2 separate regions of the Mus musculus genome follow, and region 1 is linked to region 2. The links are chromatin loops, found by intact Hi-C in ENCODE. Cell type or tissue: heart. All regions are shown on one strand. Links, peaks and the distances in the headings refer to the core of each region. The heading gives the core; the rest is flanking DNA. Region 1 overlaps Cmss1 (cms small ribosomal subunit 1). Region 2 overlaps Cmss1 (cms small ribosomal subunit 1).

Region 1 (12,527 bases), core at 2,578-10,577, 160 kb before region 2:
GTGTACTGTCCTGTGCCTCCTGATGGGCACCTGCAGTTGAATCACACTTTACAGAGACACAGCCTACAGGAAGAGTCTCACGTGTAACTCCAGGGCTTTCTATTTGGGCACTGGATCTTTGAGCTGGCAGTTCTATCAAGCTTGCCCTTTTCGGGGGTTTTAATTAAAGAATGATAAGGGTGGTTTTAAAGGAATGCCTGAGAACTTAGATTTCTTTCTTTCTTTTTTTTTTTAAACTACAAAATCCAAATATATCTTATCAAAGCTTTACACAAAGGGAGAGGAGAGTTTCCATTAGCTTTTGTTTGGAGACAGGGTCTCACTATGTAGACCAGGCTTGCCTTGAGTTTACAAAGATCTCCCCATCTCTGCCTCCCAAGAGTTAGGATTAAAGGTGGATAAAGGGTAAGGATGGATTAACAACAACAGCACTAATAAATACAGTCTAGTTTTTTCTTTAAAAAATTCAAAACACTTAATTTTCTTTTAAAGCCATTCAGAGATATTGAAGTTCCAATAACACCATCTATGGTTTCTACGAGTTTCACCTCCTTAGTAATATTTAATCCTGAACATGATCTTAGAATGTAGGCAGGGAAACTATCATTATATCCATTTTACCGACAATGAAACAAAACAACAAAAACAAAACCAAAACTTAGGTTGTGAAACTTCAGTGCCTAGAAAATTTGGGTGTAAAATTTGGACCTCTGCAGTTTTGAAACAGTATTATTTACAGTACATACTGAAAAAAAAAAAATCAAACCAGGAGTCAGTACTGTGTGATTATATTTAAGAACAGCCTCTTTCTCTAGCATTAAGGGGTGTGGTTTTTTAACTCATGCTCATTTGCTGCAGCAATTAACAATGTGGAAAACAGGTAAACTGGCTCCCCATCCTGTTGCAGGACATTTGATCACAATGTGATCCCTGAGATTGTGTTATTACTGAAAAAAAAAAAAAACTATTTCTAGCTGTGGTGTGGCTCAGCCCTTAGCACACACCTTTAACCCGCTTGCTGGAATTCAGATACACCATTAGTACACCCCTTTAATCCCAAACAATGAAGGTAAAGTTAGTTTGTAGAAGGAAGCACTTATATTTGAAAGTGATGTCTAGTTGAGTGGCAGACAAAGTGATGAATCAGAGAAAGATTTGACAGAATAGGATGTGCCCAACTCTCTCACAAGAAGAGAGAGAAGAGGGAAGCTACTTGAGGGCTTCTACAGTTCAGAAAAGGAGAGAAGGCAGTTTTACTGTGACAATTTTACAGAGACAGAATGCAGAGAGAAAACAAGCTAGACACAGGTGAAGACAAAATGAGACAGAGAATGAGACAGATTAGAACAGATTGCCAGAGGCCGAGATGAGAAGTCAGTCAGAGGTCTGGAGAGAAGCCAGATTGAATCAGTCAGCTGGAAGAGGAGTTTAAACCAGAAGAGCTGAGTTGAACCAGTCAGAGCCCCAGAGTTTAGAAAGAACAAAAACCAGTTAACTGACTTAGCAGTTAGTCTCCGAGGCTGAAAACACTCTAGGCCTAGATAAGATTGCATGGAGGATAGAAGCTTCCAGGACCAGGCCTAGGTTAGCAGATTGAGGCAGTAAGCCTCTGAGATGACAATTACATCAGGAGAATAAAAGACAGTTTTACACCACACATTCACCCCTCACTATGTGGGTGGACCAAGATGAAGCACAGAGCATACAAAGGTGAACTAGATCTGCTCTCCATGTAAGGTATTCAGAACGTTTCCACAGAGCTTCAGTGTCATCTCCCAGTTGGTTAGAGTTGGCCCAGAACAGAGATGGCCAAGTGGCTGTCTGTGAGGACCCTAACTCAGTACAGGTCAGAGTGTTTTTCAGTTCCCCTCGCTTCCTCTCCCTGCACAATCTCAAACATCCAATTACTATAACAATAGTGCCAAGCGGAGAACTTACAGGGCATTGCAGGTCAACAAGTTCTAAGTGAGCAAGCTCCAGAACTGGGGAAATGGGCAGCAGCTGGACTGCGAGTGAACCACAGAGAGGGTGTTTCTGTTTTCATTGACAATGTTGATAAATGGAGCACAGTCAGGTACCTTTAACTTCACTGTCAATGAAGAAGGAACTCTGATCGTTCCAGTTTTCAGCATACCTGAAGCAGAACAAGAAGTATAGCTCATAGAATCGGGACCCACCATTTACAATTGTTCCCGGCATCTAAATAGGTGGCATTTCCTGCTCTGTGCAGTTTCAAATATCTGGCAGATTGGACTTATAGGGTTATCAGAATCCTGGAAGATTCCTGGGCAGTGATTGTGAATAGGACAGCTGTGCAGCCTGTGTGTGTGTGTGTGCATGTGTGTGTGTGTGTGTAGACCAAGCTTTTACCTTCCTACAATCCTTCTCTGTTCCCTTGTCTTTCTAATTCCTTAAAAAATGAACAAAGCAAGCATGTGGTAAATATGTTTCCATTTTCCACCAGGAATGCAGACAGGACAACTTCCCCTTCTCTTCTCTCATCCTCTCCAGCTCCACCTCCTCCTCCACCCCACATGACCTCATCCCTGTGCAGAGAGGACACCAGCTGCAGGGAGGGTCTGCCTGCACCAAGTGGGATCATTACCATCATTAGTAATGCCAAGAAGCCCAGACGGTCCTGCCGACATGTGCAATGTGTTACAGCTCTGTGGTCTCCCCACATTCACAGTAGAGCTGCTGTCTGGAATTGTAAAGGCTTTGCCTTCCTAAAACTAATGTTACAAAAGAACACCCAGATATTTCTTAACAAATCAATCAGCCACTGCCTGGGCAATGAGAAACCCGCAAACCTGGTCACAGTCTCACAAGGCTTACTGGGATCCAATCACTTCAACTAGAAAAAATGAAAACCCTTGATTTTTTTCAGAATAGGAGCTTGTCTCCAGGAGAACTGCATGGAAAATAGAAATGAGAAGAAAAATGTATATATATATATATATATATATATATATATATATATATATATATATATATATATATGGATATAATGAAAGCTAATGCCTTTACCTCACATCTTACAGAGGCATGTTCACTCTTTAACACACTCCTTACTAGAACTCCTTTGCTGTTAGCCAATGTCATCTTAGTCAACAGAATGAGGCTCTAAGATTTTGTTAAGTGTTTTGATAATTACTATACACCAAACACTTATAAGTAGCTGGGTTCAAGGCTGTCTTCTTTAGGGATTGATCACAACCTTTTTTTCTCAGATACCACAATTTCAAACTTATCATTGTGGCAACAGAGGCCTGGAGGTCTTCTGAGCTCTCTCTTAGAGGCAGGACCTCCTCCTAAGCTCATTCATGCTCACGTTTAAATATCTCTACACTGCTACCTAACTGAGGTTACAACCTACACATACACCCCGAGCTCTGAACTATCTTTACAAGGGCTTTGCAGTGCCTCCACTCGGGGTAATCAGCAAACGGAATGCGGGACCACTGCTCAGATGTGAATTCTTCCCTCTGGAAATCGCACCTCACCCCGGAAGAATGCAGTCTTAAGCACCACTCTTCTCCTTTGCGATGTTTCAAATCCAGAGAGAAAGCAAGCGCTCCAACCATGCCCTTGAGCTGCCTTGGATCCACCCACTTGATGAAATACAGTGAGAGGAATTTAAATACCTCTGTGATCACATTTTACCCCCAAGTATTTCCCAGGTCATATGGTGGCTCACTCCGTACAGAATGTAGCCTAGTATGCAGCTACTCAGAAGGCAGGGATGGAAGAATCACTTCAGTTCATAAGTTAAGATCCTATTCTCTACATTGAGAACCGGAAACTGTCTTGTTTATGTGTGTGTGCGCGCATGTGTGCACATGTAATTTAACTTAAGTGGCTAATCATTGCTACTAGAAAAGACCAAAATTCTTGCCATGTCTACAGTGTCTTACTAAATCTATCTTTCCACTTTCTTCTCATTCAGGGGCTCCAGCCTCAGAGCTCCTTTGTTGACCCAGGTCCTCTCCTGCACTAGTGCCTTAGGGATAGGTTTTCCTACAACCTGGGTAGCTCTTACCCCCTATGCTTGGCTGGCACCTGCCCACTGTGAGAGCCTTGACTTAACTATTACTCACAAAATAGCCTTCTCTGCCTCTCCACTCAATTTTCTCCCATTTCTTCTTTCTGACACCTATGTATTTGAAATGCTCACATAATATCTATTAAAGGCTTTATTTATTTACCTTGCCCAACTAAATATCAATTCAATGAGGACAAAGACCAAGTTTATGTTGTAGTGAGTATGCTTAGCATATGTGAAGTGCTCAATCAGCACTTGTCATATCATTAAAGAAATCTGGTCAACGTCATAGGGTTTGAACAAAAGCCTTAGGTTTTTTTTTTTTTTTTACTGTTTGTTCTGTCTATGTAGTCCTGGCTCTCCAGGATCTTGCTATGTGGACCAGGATGGCCTTGAACTCAAGGGGATCCCAGGCCCTCTAGAGAGTGAATATTAAAGGTATGAATCACCATGCCTAGCCAGGTCTCCTCCCCCTCCCTCCCCCAAACACAGTCCTTTCTAATATCCTTTAAAGCAAATGAGTTCTATAAGCTTTAGGGATGGGAATTTTTGAAGTCTCAAAGTCCTTCCTCACCCATGTGCTTGGAGACTAAGATGGAAAAAGGAGCAGAGACTGGTTGGAATGGTAATAGGGGCAGAGATCCGATTTCCTACGCCCCAGTGTGACATGGCCAGCATCTACTGGCCTGTATGTAGTCCAGGGGAGAAAAGTGGGTGTAGCTAAGAGAAAGGAGACTTTAGAGCAGCAGTTCTCAACCTGTGGGCCTTGATCCCTTCAGAGAGGTCCCCTAAGGCCGTCGGGAAACACAGATATTTACACCTGTAAAATGGATTTGTACCTGTAGCAAAATTACAGTTATGAAGTAGCAAGAAAAATAATTGGGGGGGGGTGGTTTACTGCAACATGAGGAACTGTACTTAAGGGTCACAGCACGAGGAAAGTTAAGGAGCGATGCCTTAGAGTTTTCTGAGTAGCAAAAGCCTGAGCGAAATGAGAGTCAGGAATAAAGCAGGTTATCTGCAGCTAGGGCTTGGAGGATGCTTTTGCTAAAATGCATCAACTCTCACATGGGCCTGCAGATGCCCAGCGACTAGCAAAAGCACTTTCCTGCAGTTGGTATCAGTGATTTGTATCATTCTCTTGTGACTGTTTTGGATTCCAGGGAGCCACAGATCTGATAAGTGCATCAGCGGTTTTGACAAGGCTCTCTGATTATCCTGAACTAATGATCGATCAGACCTCAGTCTGACTTAAGGCCATTTCTCTATGCATGCTTCTGACCCTCCACTTCAATCCTTTCCTATATAACCCGGGAGTTAATGTCAGTACGCATAGAAGAGGAACCTAGTCCTTTGCCTTTTTACTAGAGTCAGATTGGCTGGCTGTCTTTGCCTTCAATACTTCTATCTCATTAATTGGCATCTTGGGGCTACTTGGTAGTACCTGGTCCAATGGAATTCCTGGAGCTGGAGTGTTTGCCATAAAACTCTTATAATAAAAATCTTTATGTAATCTAACTGGAAGGAACACAAGTAGACGGATTTTGGAAAGACAAAACAAATCTTTTGCAATGGAAAAAAACAGTGTACTAGTCCCCCCCCCCCCCCCGCCCTCCCCCCCCTGTGTGTGTGTGGGGGGGTATAGATAAGGGAGGAGAGAGGAAAGAATAGACTGTTAAAGATGCTTGAAGCAAGGTTTCTTTTGGCTGTGAGGACTGGCCAGCACTTATTTTCCATCCAGGACCTCACTTTCATCACTGCGACTGGACATCCTCCACTGGGTGGTCTGTCACTGATCCTCAGGCCAGGCTGTGGCGACAAGCACACAGGGCACACACAGCCAGCACAGGGTCTGCTGCTCCTTGTCCTCCCTGTTCTGCTCTGTCAGGTCTCGCTACTGACGTACAAGGCTTCGCATTTTTCTGTGGTGAGTGGAGGCTTGTTACATTTGTCCCAGTTCTCAAGACCTGGGGACTCTGGCTTGGTTTCTCATCTTCAGTCCATTTCTTTCCTTGAACTGTCCGCAGGAAACAATCAAGTGTAAAGTCACTTTAAAAGGTTTAATCCTCCTGTTTCAATCCCTTTGTGTGGATGAAACGATAATATAGCAACTGGGTTATCAACTATTTGGCAAAAGGAAAAAAAAAAAAACTCCTTTTGATATTTTCCTCATTTTCTCCATAAAAGGAAAACAAATTCTTCAGTGAATTTAGTATCATCCAGAGGGGTTAGGAATGCATGATTATGTAATCCGGCAAACAGTGTCTAAACCAAACACAGATTATCAATTTCCAAAAACTTAAAATAAAATAGGGTGCCTTAACATTTTCAGTTGGTGCCAGTGGTGAACAGGGATCTGGCAGCATCGGGAGATGTTGGCTAATATTTCATTACGATCATGGTGCTTGCTGGCTGGCTAATGGAGCGCCAGACAACAGAGTCACCTTATCTATTGCTGGCTATTGTTACTGGCTGGTTTACTCACTAGTTTTTTGTTTGTTTGTTTTTTTGTTTGTTTGTTTGTTTTTCAAAGAAGACTCACCGTGAGTAAGCATTTATAGCACTGAGTGCTATAATTATAAAATTTTCTTCATAAGATGACTGTTAGGAGTCGGGGGTCTTCCTAACTTTGATGCTAATCCCATCCCACCTCCCGCCCCCACTGTCATAATTTTGGATCTTGAATATGTAGTTATAATTATATCTAAAGACAAAGTTCTAGGGTTTCTATAAATCTTAAAATATTTTTTTAAAAGGTCAGAGATTTTGATCTTATAGTCAAAGCAATCAAAGGGGAAGAGAAAGGAGACCTACTGTGAACTGCAAGAAGACCTACTGTGAACTGGAAGAAGAGTCCTGAATCAGAGGAAAGACAGGAAAGAGGGTGCTGTAGCTCCTTCTTGTCCAGACTGAGCTACACGCTGGGCCTCTATAGCAAAAGATCCAATTTGCAATCAGGGACAACATGTGGTGAACAGAAGGAAAAAAAAAAAGATACTGAGGAATCAAAGCACAGACAGCTTTCTTTTCTCTGATGTTAGACTTGAAAACATCATGAAGTTTGAAACCACGTAGTAGAGTCCTAAGATACTGTCCCCACTCCCTTCCCCCACCAGCCTGTGTGAACTCACCCCTCCTTCCCCAAACCAACTACATATAACTAATTGTATTTTCTTGGGAAGGCAATTGTTGACTAATGAATCATCTTTCCTGTAATTTTTATTTTTTTTGTAGCCCTAGTTTGGCTAAACTCCCTGGCATTCCTGCTGAGGTATGTAATGGAAAATTTGACCTCACACTTTGCTTTTTTGTAACATCACAAAACACTGATATAACAGGGCTACAAAAAAAAAAAAAAAAAAAAAAAAAAAAAAAAGAGGAGCCTAGAGATGCAGGGATGCCCGAAAGAAAAGCTTAGTGTGGAAAGGAACAAAGATACATTAAATCATCGGGGAAAGTAAATATTTAGGTTCCCAGACACAAAGCTACATCTATCTTCAAGAACAGATCGTTTGTCACAGCTTAGGATGTCACAGTGTTTCCATCACAGTCGGGCTTTTCTAAGGATTGTAAACCAGCCATAAAAAGCCACTCTCCAAATTAACTCGGAACACAGGCAGTACATTTTGTAGATCCCAGAATTTGTCTCAAAATGGTGATTTTTAGGGTGGGGTGGTCAGAGGGGAAAGGTGTCAGGAAGTGACTTCTTGCATTTAAGCCACATCTGAGCTCAAAGAAAACGTTGGCAACCAGCCTTGTGTGATCAAATCCCACTGTCTAAGGAAAGCAGAGCAGGTCATACAGAGTCTGCTCTGTAACTGGGACGCTTGGGATTGGCAGTGGAGATGTGCTTTCTGCAAAAGCCACAGCAGAATGAATGAAGTGGTTATGAACACTGCGGCTTTCTTTTTAAAACTCTTATGTCTTCCTTCCCTAGGTCAAAAAAGGCAATTCTTCAAGTGTATAGCCCAGACTTGAAGGGATGACACTCTAAGCACTGATCCAAAGTCTGTCTCTCTATAGCCAAACAATCCTACAACCAATCCTACAATCCCACAACTGGGCCTTCATGGGCAGATTCCCACATGGCTGCCAGCACCACTGTACAAATGTCACAACCCCAGGTAGAATACATACTATTCAGCCCATTTACAATACATAAGCGCAAACAATGGCCTGTGTATGCACTGTTAACCCAGACAGTGCCCAGGGGCTGTCAAGATGAACATTCAAGAGTGGGATTTGGTGCATTATTCACCTGGATGTGAATTCACCTTGAAAAAAAGGAAAGGATAAGAGCAGGCACAGAGAAGTCCCAAGGAGCCACTACTTAAGTTACTAAGGCTGCGAGCAAACCATGCAGATGTTTCTCAGTGCTACCAAAACTATGCCGGAGTAAGCTACGGTCACATCTGTGCACTCCACCACATTAAAAAGAAATGCTGTGTACGGAAATGATACAAATGGTTCTCAGGAGAGAGAGCTTTCATTTATTGCGTACAGGCTGAGTGCTTAGCTGACTAATTAATGATTCTTTTGAAAGAGGAAGTTAAACAGGAGAACCATGAAATAGGCTGCATAGGCTGCAGAGATTTGCCTTGACTTAGTTTTACTGCAGGTGATTACTCACACCAGAGACCGGCTTGGGTTTGCACTTTTCATCAACTTTGGTGAGGGGCAGGAAGAAAAGGAACAGTCATGCAGTCCGGAGAGGTTCTAGTTGTCCTACATAAAAAGGATGTGGACAGATAAAGTTGCTGACTACAAAGAAAGCTATTGGGAAGAAATTTACCATGTCTTGTTTAATATTCTACTCAAGAATAAACTGAGATCTTGGCTCAAGAGTGACTTGAAGAATATCAACCTTAGGGAAGCTACTCTTCTAGATTCTGCCAGATACCTAAGGCTTTCCTGAGATACTTCTGCCACTCCAAATTACAGCAAGATTGAATCTCATGTTATTTAATTTGAAATATGTTTAATTTTTCTATTTCCCATGAATTGTTAATCTAAATTGCTGTTTCAGTAGGAGCCTCCAAAATCAACTTTTAGCTCTTTAACATTCTGGTAGCAGGGAAGTCTTGTGTTCGTTAACAGCCCCCTCTCCCATACTATCAAAAGCCCTTGGAGAAAGAAGCTGGTCAAGTTTTTTGAGGCCAAGTTAATAAGTAAAGAGTATTAACCTAGTTAGATAGAGTGTGTAATGTTTTTCAGCACTACAGTGAAAGCAAAGAGAAGATCTGTGTTTGATGAACCATAATTTTAGGACAGTCATTTCCATAGAATTAAACACCAATGAAACCCTGGGCTTGCATAGAACTGTATTCCCAGCTCCTTAGAAAGCAGAAGCAAAGGCCTGCGATGCCAAGGTCAGCCTGTGTGGCTTAGTGAGTTTCCACAACACAAACTGAACAGTGAGAAGCAAGGCCAAGAGAGAGGGAGGAAGTAGAGAAGTAGAGGCTGGCCATGACCACATGAAGAGAGGGGGGAAGGGAAGAGCCCAAGAGGGCACCAGAGAAGCAAGCAGGAAGTAGGAGTAAGAGAGAGAGGAGGGGGCAAGCAGCCATCCTGGCTGTTGCCAGGTAACTGGGGGTGGAGTCCAGACAGAATACCAACAGTGGGGGAGATGTGAAAAACGGTGATTTGTCAAGCTAGAATTTGGACAATTGCATGTTTTTTTCTTCTTTGTCATTAGTAAAACAACATTCTTTGGACTGTCTCGGTATCAAAGACTCCTCACTCCACTCCACTTCATATTCCCACATTAGTTGTATTTTTATTGTGAGGAAAAGAGATGAAGGAAAACCTAATGCTCTGGGGCCCGATGTGCAGAGGGAGCTGGTGTGAAACTCACTTCCTGTGACGGAGAAGCTGCTCACATGACACAGGCTCAGGCTTTGGAGCGACTTGTCATCCATCAGCATCAGCACAAAGCTCTGAAACACACACACACACACACACACACACACACACACACACACACACACACACACACACCCTCTGATTAGACAGATGGATTCAGAATAGACATAGAACACAGGTGGATTCAGATTAGACACAGAGGACAGGTGTGCCTTGGTAATATATGAACAGTTGGGAACTTTGTTTCTGACACATTTATACATTTTGTAGTTTGAATATGAAGTCTATTAATGGACATCTGTAGGTCTCTTTGCTGAGGGAATAGAAATTGCTCTCTAAGTTTGCCTAGGGATGCTTTTTTAGATTTCTGCTGAGTTGCCTTTACAGTGAAGATAACTTTAAATGTGTGTTTGCTATTTTAGTCTATTTTTAATAATTGAAAAAATAACTACCAGCTTCAAAGTTGCAGGGAGGGCACTAAATTAGTTGACTCTTCCCACACTTGCCAAACTGCTAAAAGTTTAACACTCTTGCATTATATTTTCTTTCAACATACACACATTGCTTTTTAAAAATCCATCTGAGCAAGTTGCAGAGATTATGCGCCTTTGTCCCCAAATAGCCAAAGTTTGTTTTCTAACAACATGGAGGATCACTTACTGATGTGTTGTTCCCAGAAGCCCATGGAGATAGTGCTGAGATGAGATGGAAGCACTGGGATTTGGTCAGGCTCTTAAGAGTGGGTCAACCCTCCAAGAATTCAATTAGTTCCCATCTGAGTGGGATGCTGTAGTAAGGAGGCCTGCTTCCTCTTTCCTTTCAATACTACAGTTTCTGTCTGTCTTCTATCTCTCACACAGCGTGAGGTCCTGGCTTGGCCTCAGACTTACGGCCTCTAGAACTGTGAGCTAAATGGACTTCTTTCCTTTATGAATGGCTCGGCCTCATGCATTTTCTTATAGCAGTAAAAACTGGATCGATACCGTGCTTCAAAGTATTTATGATACACTTCTGATATGCCTTTGGTTTACAACTGTTTGATACTCTTTAGTACTAAATTATGCATTTTAGTGAGACCTCTTTCTCAGTTCATAACATCAACATGCACATGACTCAGTTTGTCCTGATGCCAGTGCAACAATCACTTTGTTTAAGGGGTCACTGGCAGGTTCTTTATTCCCAAACCATTTCCCAGGAAACTTCCTAACATCCTGGCATGGAAAGTGTCCCAAGCTCATGTGCTTTTTCGTCATTATCCATGGAGTCAGCTATCTCTGCAACAAGCCCTAGACCCCTGTATAGGGAGTGACACTGAGGAACTGTACAGGCTTTTGAGGCTGTACAGGATCATGTTTTTAAGGTAGCAGGCTCCTCTTAACAGACAGACCTAGGAAATGTCTCCTGTTTTAACATGCTGTCACAAAATCAGATTCAAGGACTATTCTACAAAAAAATTTAAGTTAGGTTTGTGGTGTGTGCAGGCATAAAATTACGCAAGTCTTAGGTTTTGGTTCTGTGTTACTACAGACATGTTACTGCATTGACTGCTAAATGTAATTAATTACTGCAGACAGCTCTGACGAGATCCCAGAGAACAGGAACATATCCCACATCTGTCTCCTTATTCATTCGCAGAGCCTAACAAACTTCAAATTTCACAACAGACAACCCATAGGAATTCCGAGTCTGAGACCTGCGTCCAAAGAATCCAGTGTGGGATAAAGAAGGCCTGACATTATAAAGGTGGCCGTGACACGGTGATAGACAGACAGAGCTGGATGCATTAGTCATGTTTCATCATGGTGACAACACAGGAACTGCTGAAATTAGGAAAACCAGATACACATACTCTAACGGGAAGGGTTACTAACATTAGGATGACACAGGAGCAGAGGTGTGACTTCATCAGCACCTCAAAGGGTTTTTGCAGAAGAGCAAAGGACCCATTAGGAATCTCCTGGGGTTTCCAGTATGCTATTTTAGAAGCCCCCATAGCATCTAAAACCAATAGGTCATTCTCACAATGGTCTTCAGATAACCGCAGCAGAGAGCGCTCCAGCACACACCACTACAAAAGCTGTGCTGTTAAACCCTTTCCCCCTAAGAGGCCACTGTAACCATTTTTGCAGCAGGATGCTGTGTGTGTCGACTGCTCTTGAAATAGCTACTGCATCTTTTGTCATGAACAACCTCTCCAGGTGATTGATGAACATTTTATTCATTCCATTTGGACCATATGTTGGATGAATGCTTCAGGCACGCTCTTTACAAACATATATATCTCTACACCCCGCCTTTTCTGATGCTGAAAATTATCTTGCTCCCTGTTTGAACACCTGGGCAGAGCCCAGGGCCTTAGGGATGTGAGGCTCCATGGGTAGCCTGCAAGAAGCCATTACCTGTCAATTTGGAAGATTGAAAGGAAGCAAGGGACACCCACAGCCTTCTGGGGTTCATTGTTTTAATGCTTTTGGTCTAAGGAACTTGAAAATATCTGCAGATTTTATTATAAGCGAGACTGGTCTGATCACCTTAGAAAACATAAATAAATATGGATCTGAGATATCAGTCAACCTATACAAATATACTAATGAGATATCAGTCAACCTATACAAATAAAGTC
Region 2 (12,527 bases), core at 3,038-11,037:
CATGGAAGGGAAAGATGAAGAGCTCATAAAAATGGAGGAGCAGTGCAGAGACCTCAATAAGAGGCTAGAGAAAGAGACAGTACAGAGTAAAGACTTCAAACTAGAGGTTGACAAACTTAGTGTAAGGATCACAGCTCTGGAAAAATTAGAAGATGCTTTAGACAAAAGCAAACAAGAATGCTACTCTCTGAAATGCAATTTAGAAAAAGAAAAGATGACCACAAAGCAATTGTCTGAAGAGCTGGAGAGTTTAAATGCCAGAATCAAAGAGCTAGAAGCCATTGAAAGTCGGCTAGAAAAGACAGAAATCACACTAAAGGATGATTTAACTAAACTGAAAACTTTAACTGTGATGCTTGTAGATGAACGCAAAACAATGAGTGAAAAATTAAAGCAAACAGAAGATAAGTTACAAAGCACCACCTCTCAGCTCCAAGCAGAGCAAAATAAAGTAACAACAGTGACTGAGAAGTTAATTGAGGAAACCAAGAGGGCACTCAAGTCCAAAACTGATGCAGAAGAGAAGATGTACAGTGTAACCAAGGAGAGAGATGACCTCAGAAATAAACTGAAAGCAGAAGAAGAGAAAGGACATGATCTCTTGTCAAAAGTTACTATATTGAAAAACAGGCTTCAGTCACTGGAAGCAATTGAGAAAGATTTTGTAAAAAACAAATTAAACCAAGACTCCAGTAAGTCCACAGCAGCATTACACCAAGAAAACAATAAGATTAAAGAGCTCTCTCAAGAAGTGGAAAATCTGAAACTGAAGCTAAAGGATATGAAAGCCATTGAGGATGACCTCATGAAAACAGAGGATGAGTACGAGACCTTAGAACGGAGGTATGCTAACGAGAGAGACAAGGCTCAGTTTCTGTCTCAGGAGCTGGAACATGCCAAGATGGAGCTTGCCAAGTACAAGTTGGCCGAGAAGACAGAGTCCAGCCACGAGCAGTGGCTCTTTAGGAGGCTCCAGGAAGAAGAAGCAAAATCAGGGCACCTGTCCAGAGAAGTGGATGCATTAAAAGAGAAAATTCATGAGTACATGGCCACAGAGGACCTAATATGTCACCTCCAAGGAGACCACTCCCTTCTGCAAAAGAAACTAAACCAACAAGAAAACAGGAACAGAGATTTGGGAAGAGAGATTGAAAACCTCACTAAAGAGTTAGAAAGGTATAGGCACTTTAGTAAGAGCCTCCGGCCTAGTCTCAACGAAAGAAGAATCTCTGACCCGCAAGTATTTTCTAAAGAAGTTCAAACGGAAGCAGCAGACAGTGAGCCACCAGACTACAAGAGCCTCATTCCTCTGGAAAGAGCAGTGATCAATGGTCAGTTCTATGAGGAGAATGAGGACCAGGATGACGACCCTAATGAGGAGGAGTCTGTGCTGTCCTTCAGATGCAGCCAGTCTTCTTCTCTTCCTATGAACAGGAAACTATGGATTCCCTGGATGAAATCCAAGGAGGGCCATCCTCAGAATGGAAAAATACAAACTAAGTCCAATGGCAACTTTGTACAACCTGGAGATCTTGTTCTAAGTCACACACCTGGGCAGCCACTTCACATAAAGGTTACTCCAGACCACATTCAAAATACAGCTACTCTTGAAATCACAAGTCCAACCACAGAGAGTCCTCACTCCTACACCAGCACAGCGGTGATACCAAACTGTGGCACCCCAAAGCAAAGGATTACCATTCTCCAAAATGCCTCTATAACACCAATTAAGTCCAAAAGCTCTACAGAAAGCCTTATGAACTTAGAGCAAAGCATGTCCCCAGTTACCATGGCAACCTTTGCCAGAGCACAGACCCCAGAGTCCTGTGGTTCTGTGACTCCAGAACGGACAATGTCACCTATTCAGGTTTTGGCTATGACTGGTTCACCTAGTTCTCCTGAGCAAGGCTGCTCCCCAGAGCCGATAGAAATCAGCGCCAAGCATGCAATTTTCAGAGTCTCCCCAGACCGGCAGTCATCATGGCAGTTTCAACGTTCAAACAGTAACAGCTCAAGTGTGATAACTACTGAGGATAATAAAATCCACATTCACTTAGGAAGTCCTTACATGCAAGCTGTGGCTGGCCCCATGAGACCTGCCAGCCCTTCAGCACCACTGCAGGATAACAGAACTCAAGGCTTAACTAATGGGGCACTAAACAAAACAACCAATAAAGTCACCAGCAGTATTACTATCACACCAACAGCCACACCTCTTCCTCGACAATCACAAATTACAGTAAGTAATATATATAACTGACCACCCTCACCCTCATCCAGTTCATACTGATATTCTTGCAAGGAACTCAGTCCCTTTTTAATCACCCCTCCAAATCCCTTAGAAGAATGACTAAACCTGTACTTTGGGAAGATTTGTGCATGGACTGAACAAGAGTATCTGGAACTAACTATGTGTTGCCTGCATAGTCACATCAAGTGTGCACTTACTGTATATCTTTTTATTTACATACCTGTATGGAAAATATTTAGTCTGCACTTGTATAAATACATCTTTATGTATTTCATTTTCCATAACTCACTTTAATTTGACTGCAACTTGTCTTGGTGAATTACTTAACATTATAAAACAGTAAATAGTTTGTTACTTTTGCCATTGCTTGCTGAATTTTCATTTGATCATTCTGTGTTATATATCTGCATGTACAATATCATTTTATTTCCTGTTTAAGATGTCCAATAATTTTTCCTATAGAATAAGCAGGAGCTATTTGTCATATATAGTTCTGGTCACGCATTATAGGAGGAAAAAGTGGTTCAGGTCCATGACTTCAAAATGAACCAAAATAACTATGGTAAACGTACTGCCATTCTTGAGATGTACCTCAGTATTTTTAGTGCTCAAAAGAGAACTATCAGAAGTCAGAAAATGTTTTCAGATGTCAGGATAAAATAATATTAAAATGTTTCTATTAATGAGCACACAAATACACTGATGGTAAAAATTAAAAGCTCTGGCAGGTGACAGGAAGCCAGAAAGCGAGTTTGGAACTTTAAGTTAGCTTGAATATCAAGGGCTGATAGGTTTCTCAAGCAGACTGAAACCCCCCTACAGCATATATTACATCTAAATCTGGAATCAGCCACTATGACATAAACTTCTGGACATTCTCCTTCAAAACAAAAGTGCAATTCTTGCTCTGTGTTATTTGGTTCCTAAAATTACTTAATGTGGGTGCTGCCCTGCCCTGCTTGTGAGTAAGGCTACAATCAGAAGCATACAATTTATATTTCTGAAAGAACTCGCAAGAAGCAAATAAAAGCTGCAGATAGTTAGGAGCACAAGTTAAAAGACTTTTTTAAAAATAAGCATGCCGCGTGGCAGCAGAGGTAATCGTGTGATTTCTTCTGTGGTTGCTATGCCATTCACAGGTTACATGAAAAAAAAAAAGCTCTGCCAAAGCTTCCTAGAGATTGACACCAAACTCCTTGTAGCCCTGAGCACACTCACTCCACACCTCAGGGCAGAGAGCACAGCTTTTAAAGGAACATATTAAATTACACATCGAGTCCCCAAGTCACATTCTAAAAGGATGACTTCAGAACAGCTAATTCGCCATTTTCCCTTTTCCATTCCCGTTCCACACGCTTAACTATTAAAATTTAGTGTAGTCAATTTTATTGCCAGTTATTGTTTTAAATGCAGTTCATCTCAACATCCAGGCAAACTGGGAAGACCTCTCAAAAGTCAAAGGTATCTTCCTCTCCCCTGTAAAATCAATTTTATGATACAGAGCAAGGATTTGTTGACAGAAACACTTCCATGGTGATGAACTGCAACACCAAGGCTGTGGGCTTGCATCATGATTAAATAAATGTGGATGAAAGCTGAGGCTGATGATAAATGAGAAAGCTTCTGTTTAAAACACATTTATCTTGGGGTTGGGAATCGGCAGAGACCCAACTGTATTACAAAATACATGATGGTCTAACTGTTTTCAAAATTATTTTTAAGCCAAGTTAGGATAGAACTCTGAAAGGAACTACACAGCTCACTGCAGTCCTCTCAAAGTCAGCAATGAAAAAAAAAGGGCTCCTTTTAAAGTCATTTAAACCAGAGGGCACATGTGAGATTTGAATGGTATCAAACAACTAATCACAAAATGATGAATGGAAACCAGGAAGAATTCAAGAACAGCCTTCCTGATTTTGTTACACAAAGGCACAGAATGAAAACATATTTCCATAGCAATGGGGGAAACAAGCAGAGAGAACCAGCTGAGGGATTCTTCACATCAACTGGGTCCCACCTGGATGTCCTGAGCATTGATTGTAACTAGTAAGAGTTTGGAAGCTCCGGATGCCCATCAGATCAACTAGTTTGTAAGGATTCTCTCTTTTTTTTTAAACGAGATCTATAGAAATTCTTTTTAATAAGGTTTTAGAAGGCTATATGTGCTCTACTGTGAGAGGGTAGAAATCATCATTGCAGATCAATTATAAATAGGCTTCCTGGATAGTTAATCTCTATTGACTGTATTTTGCAGAGCCTCTAACGACTAGCTCCATTTACAAGAGTGCAATAATTAACATAGAAACATCAAAATGAACTTAGTAGCTTCTCATTATTAAATCATACAAAGTTTATTACAAGTGTCACTACTATCTAAAGTCAAAGGATTCTTTTCCGATAAGATTACATATAAAATATAGATTCTTGTCTCTAATTTTAACTTTTTGATAAACTGTACATACGTATGATAGACATACATGTGTGTGTGTGTGTGTGTGTGTGTGTGTGTGTAGAGGGAGAGAGGAATGAGAGAGTCTGTGTGGGAGATTACAGAATTTCCATTCACTGAATTACTGGAACATGCCTGCAAAGGAAGTGATGCTATGCTGGGAACTCCTCTTAGTAAGAAATGTGTGAAGGCAGAGGCGCACTATCCATGAATGGCTGATTGAAGACTGTTTTTGTAACTTTTATTGTTATTTTCTTAAAATTATGTGTATGTATGCGTGTCTCTGTATGGATAAGTGCTTGTGGTGCTTGAAACTCCTGAGATGTCTCCTCAGCCCCAAGAGCTCCTACTTTCTTTCATTGGTCAGAGTCCCTATTTCAACACCAAATTTCATTTACTCAGCCCCACTAATTTCATTAGCTTTTTAAGCTGTAGAATTCCACCACATACTTAAATATCCTGGCAAGTTTGCTTGTCATTTAAAAGGCGTAGCAAAGTCTTGACAAGTTTCCATGGTGGGGGCAAGCTAAATAACTACCCAGAACAGAGGATGGCACACCTCTAACTCCAGCACTCAGCACACTGAGGCAGGACGAGCTCCAGGCCAGCTAGGGCTGCAGAACAAGGCCGCATCGCAATCAATCAAACAAAAACCTAATGAAACATAAAAGCAAGTAAAGGCAAAACCTCTCCCAAGATAATGTCATTGTTCTTTATGGGTAAAAATCACATAACCATCTTTACTAAAAGGTTATCTCATCATAAAGAATGCATCCTTACATATATAAAAGGATTTCTCATCTGGAACCAGAAGTGTTTCAGATTTTGGATTTTTTTTTTCCTTAAGGATATGCAAACACTCATACATGTAAGATAGCTTGGCGATGGAAACACCTTTTACATGCTGAACCTAAAGATAATTTTATACAATATTTTGAGATAATTTTATGCACAAATGAACTTGTATAGTATGAAGGGTTTGTTTTCCTATAGTGTCATGTTAAGTGCTCAAGGGGTCTGCATTTTGGAGCATTTCAGGTTTCAAGTTTTCCAATTAGGGATTCTCAACCTATGCCTGTGCAAAATGGTGACAGGACTATATAAATTCTAATTGGAAGGTCCCCACAATTCTATTTTACAATGCTGAGGCTTTAGACATGCAGTCTTTGAGATCCTAAAAGGGTACTTTTGTTTTATTAATTACTTAATTTACATACCAAACACTGCTCCTCCCATCCCTCCCTCCCTGAGTCTCTCACCCTATCCCTCACCCCCTTCTCCTCTGGGAGGGTGGTACCCCTGGGTATTCCCACATGGGTATTTTCCCCTGGGTATCCCCTCATATCAAGTCTATGACAGACTAGGTGCATCTTCTCCCACTGAGGCTGGACTGGGCAGCCATTAAGACTAAGCTGCCTGTCTGCTACAAATGTGCTGGGAGATGGGGGCTGGGGGTAGAGGGGCCCTTGCTCCATCCTGTGTCTGCTCTTTAGTTGGTGACTAAGATTCTGAGAGCTTCCAGGGGTCTAGGTTTGTTGACTCTCTGTAGGTCTTCATGTGGGGTTCAATCCCTCCTCCAAGTCTTCCAGAAGTATCCCTGATCTCTATCTAATGTTTGGCTGTGGGTCCCTGAATCTGTTTTTCTGCTGCTGGGTAGAGCCTCTCAGAGGACTGTTATGCTAGGCTCCTGTCTGCAAGCAAAACAGAGTATCATTAATAATGTCAGGGATTGGTGCTTGCCCATGGGATGGGTTTCAAGTTGGGTCGGTTATTGGTTGGCCTTTCCATTGGTCTCTGCTCCATCCCTGCATTTCTTTTAGTTGGGACAAGTTCTGAGTCGAGTTTTGTGGGTGGGTCTGAATTTCTGCCACTGAGGGTCCTACCTAGCTACAGGAGGTGGCTTCTTCAGGTTCCATATCCCCATTGTTAAGCATCTCCGCTAAGATCACCAGCATTGACTTATGGGAGCCTCTCCTATCCAAGGTCTTGGGGACCTTCTAGAGATTCTCCTTTCCCACCCCAGGTGCAGATTTCCATTCATTCTCCCCGCCCTCTGGACTTCTCTCCCAAACCTGATCCTGCCTCTCATTCCCCTCCCCCGCTCCTCTCTCCTCTTCAGTTCCCTCCCAGCCTCTGCCTCCTATGACTAGTTTGTTTCCTTCTAGAAGGGTATTTTTATTTTCAAACCATTATAATCAAAGATTCTGTGATGTTTTTATTTATTCAAATAACTCTAAATTGAAAACTATTTTACAGCTTCTTTCATACTGAGTATATATAAAGTAGGTCTTTAGACATATTAAATGAAAGGACTTTATTTGCTTCAGTTACATTAATTTCTGTTATTTCTACATTCTTATGTTCTAAGAATTTCATTCTTTATTTTGAAGTGCCAAGAGAAAATATAATTGGACAAACCACATGTAGCAAAAATAGAGGAATCAAACATGCTTTTCTTTTCTCCCTTTGTGGCATTAGTGGTATAGGACATTGAACTGGGGCCTCTTATACTCAAGCCAAGCATTCTGCCACCTTAGTACTTTCCCAACCACAGCAACCTTCTTACGATCTGTATGTAACTAAGTTAAAGCCAAGACATCCTTATGAGATTCTCCTAATGTTAACATTGTTCCCCACCCCACCCCTGTCCCCAAATGGAATCAAACTGGACTCTCTAAAAACAAGAATCTATCCTAAGCTACAATCTAATAATCTGCTTGGTTTGCAGCCTGAAGTTAGAATTTCACAGCTATAGAAATCTGTATATTGCTACTGGCAAGTGTTGCCCCTACTCTTGGATTATTTTATACTTGCCCCAGGAAGTGAGACTAGTTTGCCCTCTAGAGGGTGTAATGAAAAATGAGGTTTAGTATTTATTAGGTGGGATGTTCCCAGTCTCATAACTAGTAAAGTACAAATAACTAAATCTTTAAGTGATCTGTGGCAGGTGGCCCGATACCAACAAGCTCCATTTCTTCCCCAAATCCCAAGTCCTGAATTTATCCCTATTCTTTCTGGGTCCAGAACACACTCTTGAGAGTGCAGTCTAAAGAAACAAAACCCAGCAAACATAAGACAGACAAGTGACTTGCTAATAAAGTTCCCAAAACAAAAGTGCTGTTAAGTTGATTTTTATTTAGATTAAACACCAAGCCCTTTCCTTTCTGAGAGACCCTTTAAACTATCAAAGCTAAGAAGTACTTTTAGCTAAAAGTAGTCAAATACATCAGAGAAGCAGGCATCCCAAAGAATCTTCAGAGTCCACTGAGAGAACTGTCTAACACCTCTGAGTACTGTAATAATTTGATAATGAATTAAAACTGTTCCTATGCAGAATTGACAAATTCATTGACATTTCATCAGGACAACAGGCTATCATAAGGATTCACTCCTGGCTAACTTTGGGCATCAGTCAGCCATCGCAGGGAAATTCTCTTTAACTACAGCCTCATTTTAAAATTTCTATTTAAAGTATTACTCAGATTGGAAGGCGAAGGAGGGAAGAGGTCTTAGCAAATGATTCTGCATGATTACCTCTGAGGAGTCATGTGAAATAAACCTGGGCATGGTGGTACAGGGTGTGTGTTGTTTTGTTCGCTTGTTGAGACAAGGTTTCATATCTGGCCTAAAACACATTCTGTATTAATAGCTGGGGATGACCTTGAACTGACCTTCTTGCTTCAGTACTGGGGTTACAGGCATGTGCCAGCACACCTAGACTGTTTTGTTATATTTTTTATATAGGCTAGTCATGTTTAAGTAAAAACACAATGTATGAACATAGGCCTTAAAGACTCACAGAACCTACATTCTCCGAATAGGTGCAGGTGGGTTTACTACCAGACAAGTTACTCATGTGACTTAGTAACAAACAATCTCTTCACATGTGGTATCTTTTCTTCCAAGCATTACATGGATACAAGTGAGCAATGTATGCATGGATATATACTGATCATGACAAAACATACTGTGTGGATCCTCGTCAACACTGTGTAGTATAACACTCATCCCTTGATAACGTATTGAGGAAATGGAACAAGGAATGAGTTCCACACAACACTTACAAGTAGAAAATTATATAATACTTCCAATTCGCTGGAGATGGAGGGGGCTGCACTGAACTGAGTAGTAGGCTAGGAAGAGCGTACGCTAGAGGCACTCAGTGGAAGACCAAGTTCCAGCACATGCCTTTGTCAGTGAGTGGTAAGGGCCTTAGACAAGTCTTTTAACTTTTGTGAAAAAAAAGAGATGGAAGTCCAAGGATCTAGCAGTTACTCAGTCTCACGCAGCAAGCAGGCGAAGGAGCAAGAGCAAGAGCTAGACTCCCTTCTTCCAATGTCCTTATATTGTCTCCAGCAAAAGGTGTAGCCCAGATTAAAGGTGTGTTCCACCACACCTTTAATCCCAGATGAAAGGCATAGCCCAGATTAAAGGTGTGTTCCTTAACTCGGAGATTCAATCTTCTGGAATCCATAGCCACTATGGCTCAAGATCTTCAAACCAAGATCCAGATAAGGATCTCCAAGCCTCCAGATAAGGGTCACTGGTGAGCCTTCCAATTCCGGATTGTAGTTCATTCCAAATATTGTCAAGTTGACAACCAGGAATAGATTTTAAAATCATGTGTGGCTCTAACTTCTGAAAAATGGGTAAATTATCTGTGAGAGTTGTCACATATCTATAACCTTTAGGAATAATGCTGATATATAGACAATCTACTGGGCAACTTTGTTTTTCTTCAGAAAACTGACTTCTTTCACTGGCACATGAGGCCTAATAGATGGCGACCTCTTCACACTGGTTTCCTTCCCTAAGAGTCTATGACTTTCTTTTACCTTTCATCATATAAGCCCAAGCCACCAAATGAAGCAGCACTCAACTTCAGGACTAATGGCAGCATGGGTCTAATAATTCCCTGCTGAAGACAATGGCTGGGTTGTTCTTTGCCATCATAGGATGTTTAAGACCCTCTGGCTTTTATTCCTTAGATGCCTCATGAAACAAGAAAATATTTTAATCATAGTTAAATGTTGTGTAGAGGCCAAGGTTGCCCCTCACTGGAAGCTATTACATTTGAAAGACAAAACAACTCTGCTGTAGAAACAGACATTAAGCACTGCAGGTTCTGGGGGGCTGGGGCTTAATTAGATTTGAGGAATAGGTAAGAAATGAACAGGGACGAGAAGCTGAGGTGGTCCACGGATGTTTCTAGGAAAGGCCCACTTGGCAGACCTGGAGCATGCAGGCGAGACCACATCCCATTGTTTAAATGCCACACATAGTGCAGCCGAGATGGTTCTCAGGAAGGGAACAGACCAGTTAGATTGTGACAGGCCTTGAATACAGTGACAGGAACGAGATGGTTCTCAGGAAGGGAACAGACCAGTTAGATTGTGACAGGCCTTGAATACAGTGACAGGAAGCGCTCTGTGTCTCCATAGAAGGCTTCTAGCTAATCAAGCTACATAATGGGGGAGTGGAGGGGGGGGGCTAAGAGGAAATGAGTCCTTTATGAAATATTTCATTTTTTGACAACCCTAACGTGTGGGGTGGGGGGAATTCTGTTAGTTTTAGAGATAAACTAAAACAGACTTTCTAGGTTTTTCATTAGTATGTGACAAAACTGTCACGGTAAAGACATGCCTCTCACTGCCCCATTTTCTGTCCATCGAAACTACTTCAATGCAAGGGAAAGCAGTCAGTATAAACTGTATTTTACTACTTATGGTGACAGACACACTTGCCTAACATTACCCCAGATAGATGCCATTTCAACCAACACCCTAAGAATGCACTTAAACACAGGAAGGGCTCACCCACCATTGTTCTATCTGGATAATATTCACAATTCTCATCAACTGAAACAATCTACCCCTAGAGGCCTAGCCCAGAGTTCATTTCTTATAAAACATTCAATAAAACAGGCAATAGTGATTTATTTTTCCCTCCAACTTTTCCTGAATCCTAAAGCTACTGTTAGGCCAATAGCCAGTGACTGTGAAAAGTTAAGACCCACAAATAGCAGGTGTGGGAGGGCTGCATGTCCTATGGGGCAGAGAAAGACCACGTGACCTCTCATGTTATCATCATCATGAAGAACACAAGGCTGTCTCAGTCTCCATCCTACCCTAAAGCATGACTCTGCAGGCAAAGTACACAAATGCCAAGCATGAAGAGTGAGCTTTGGATGGGGCCACCAGTTGGTATAGAGAATTAACATAATTATTATATAATAGAATTATAGGAGCTTCAAATATGGCAAGCAAAAGAGCGACCATGACCCATAGGAGAAGCATTATAACCCAAACTCTGGAATTTACAAGTAGGTGGCTGTCTCAAGGCCAGATGATGACCTCTGTTGGAAGTGGAAATATCCAGTAAGGTTCAAGATATCATCCATAAAGACAAGCCTCATCAACTTAGTCTACTTCTAATGCCTCTGCATTTGTCCTAGTTTGTATTCCTAAATCAGGAAATCTACTATTCAAATAGTGTCATATCTTACTAAGGAAAAACTGATGCTTTCATTAAAAAAAACAAAAAACAAAAAACAACAACAACAACAAAAAACCTGTCTACTTTCCCAGCTCAGGGAAAAGGGAAAATGTTATGGTTCAATTCTATCAGCGTTAAATTATGTTTCTAATTTGGCCTCCCGTGCCCCCTCATAACAGTTAACAGCCTCTTTTCAACACAACCACCCTTCAAACAACTCAAAATAATTCCTCAAGAATTTCTATTGATAGGTTTGTTTTCTCCCCTTTTAAAAAGGGAGGAGGGAAGAAAAAAAAAAAGCAAGCTACTTCCTTTTCTGTTTTGTCTTTTGATGATGTTTTGCCTAAATATATTGTGTCAGATACTTCTGTCACCTAAGAACAAACAAGCAAACAAGTTTTGGGTCAAGGAGAAGTTATGTGAACCTCGTGAACATACCCAGGCCAAGACCGTCCTTTAGGAAGCAGTGGAGAAAGTCATGTACAGGGTAGCAGCCATGCTGAGAGTATCTCTCACAGCATATTCACGAGCAGTCCATTTACTCATATAAAGCTCCTCTGTGAGTATTAGAATCGTAAAAATTGACTCCATAAACTTTGGGAAATGTCAACGCTTCTGTGACTGGTGACTTTAGCTTCCAAGACAGCACTGAGAACCCTGGGGATACAGTGGACAGTTCCTTTTGGGTTTGTTTGCTTTTGTTTTACCTTTTCGTGAAACCTATCAACTATGGCCACATTCCAGGTTTTTCTCAGACTGCCAATGAGGAAGGAAATCTGCTTCGAGGGGGACATCCTGTGCTCACTGCATACTTTAGTGCCAAGAAATGGCAGCTCTCCCCAGACTCCAAGTTTATGTAATCTGTCTGCTTGGTCTAGACACAATGGCTAGGGTGGTCAGAAAGGTCACTGGCAGAGAGGGCAGGATTTCCTTTCCTGCAGGCCAATCAGTGTATGGATAATGGTTCAATCACAGCACAGTATTCAAGTAATGAGAAGGGTCTTTTCAGGATTAGTTAATTATCCATAAAGTTGTACAGACTTGTAGAAAAGATTCAGACACAAGTAGGGGTCCTCAGATATTCGTTTCTAATTCTAGGAAAGGGATGTAGTGGTACTTACAGTAGAAAGGAGGGAGCAACGAGTGTGGTGAGTGTGGTGAGAAATTAAGTAGTTTGCCTACACAGTTAAATGATGATTTCTCTACAAGGGTTCTCTATTAACATCCCCCAAACTTCAGTGCTAACAGTTACACACACACACACACACACACACACACCAATTGCACTGCCTCCCTTAAGGGGTTCTAGTCCTCCTCCTTCCTCATCACCAA

What was found. Peaks named below come from ENCODE experiments on the same cell type or tissue, not always from the same donor. Only the 100,000 strongest peaks of a DNase experiment are listed, where the experiment ranks them.
Region 1: a loop joins it to region 2, with 2.2 times the contacts of the local background. A loop is called at or near these places in 13 of 42 quality-filtered maps.

The regions. Positions count from the first base shown.
Region 1 is chr16:57,413,673-57,426,199 of GRCm38, forward strand. All of the region lies in intron 1 of Cmss1 (cms small ribosomal subunit 1), which reads right to left. The region is part of intron 1 of Filip1l (filamin A interacting protein 1-like); the gene reads left to right. It also overlaps the pseudogene Gm20956. Among named protein-coding and RNA genes, the nearest start is that of Filip1l, 67 kb to the left of the region's middle. In heart, for the core only: no CTCF peak of the experiment used is centred there; DNase peaks (open chromatin) are centred at 5,889, 7,159, 7,799 and 9,529; H3K4me3 peaks cover 383 bases; H3K27ac peaks cover 2,977 bases.
Region 2 is chr16:57,570,187-57,582,713 of GRCm38, forward strand. All of the region lies in intron 1 of Cmss1 (cms small ribosomal subunit 1), which reads right to left. It overlaps Filip1l (filamin A interacting protein 1-like), which reads left to right. Exons shown (of 5, transcript NM_001040397.4): 5 at 1-2,618. The coding sequence ends at 2,260. Among named protein-coding and RNA genes, the nearest start is that of Cmss1, 30 kb to the right of the region's middle. In heart, for the core only: a CTCF peak has its summit at 7,538; no DNase peak of the experiment used is centred there.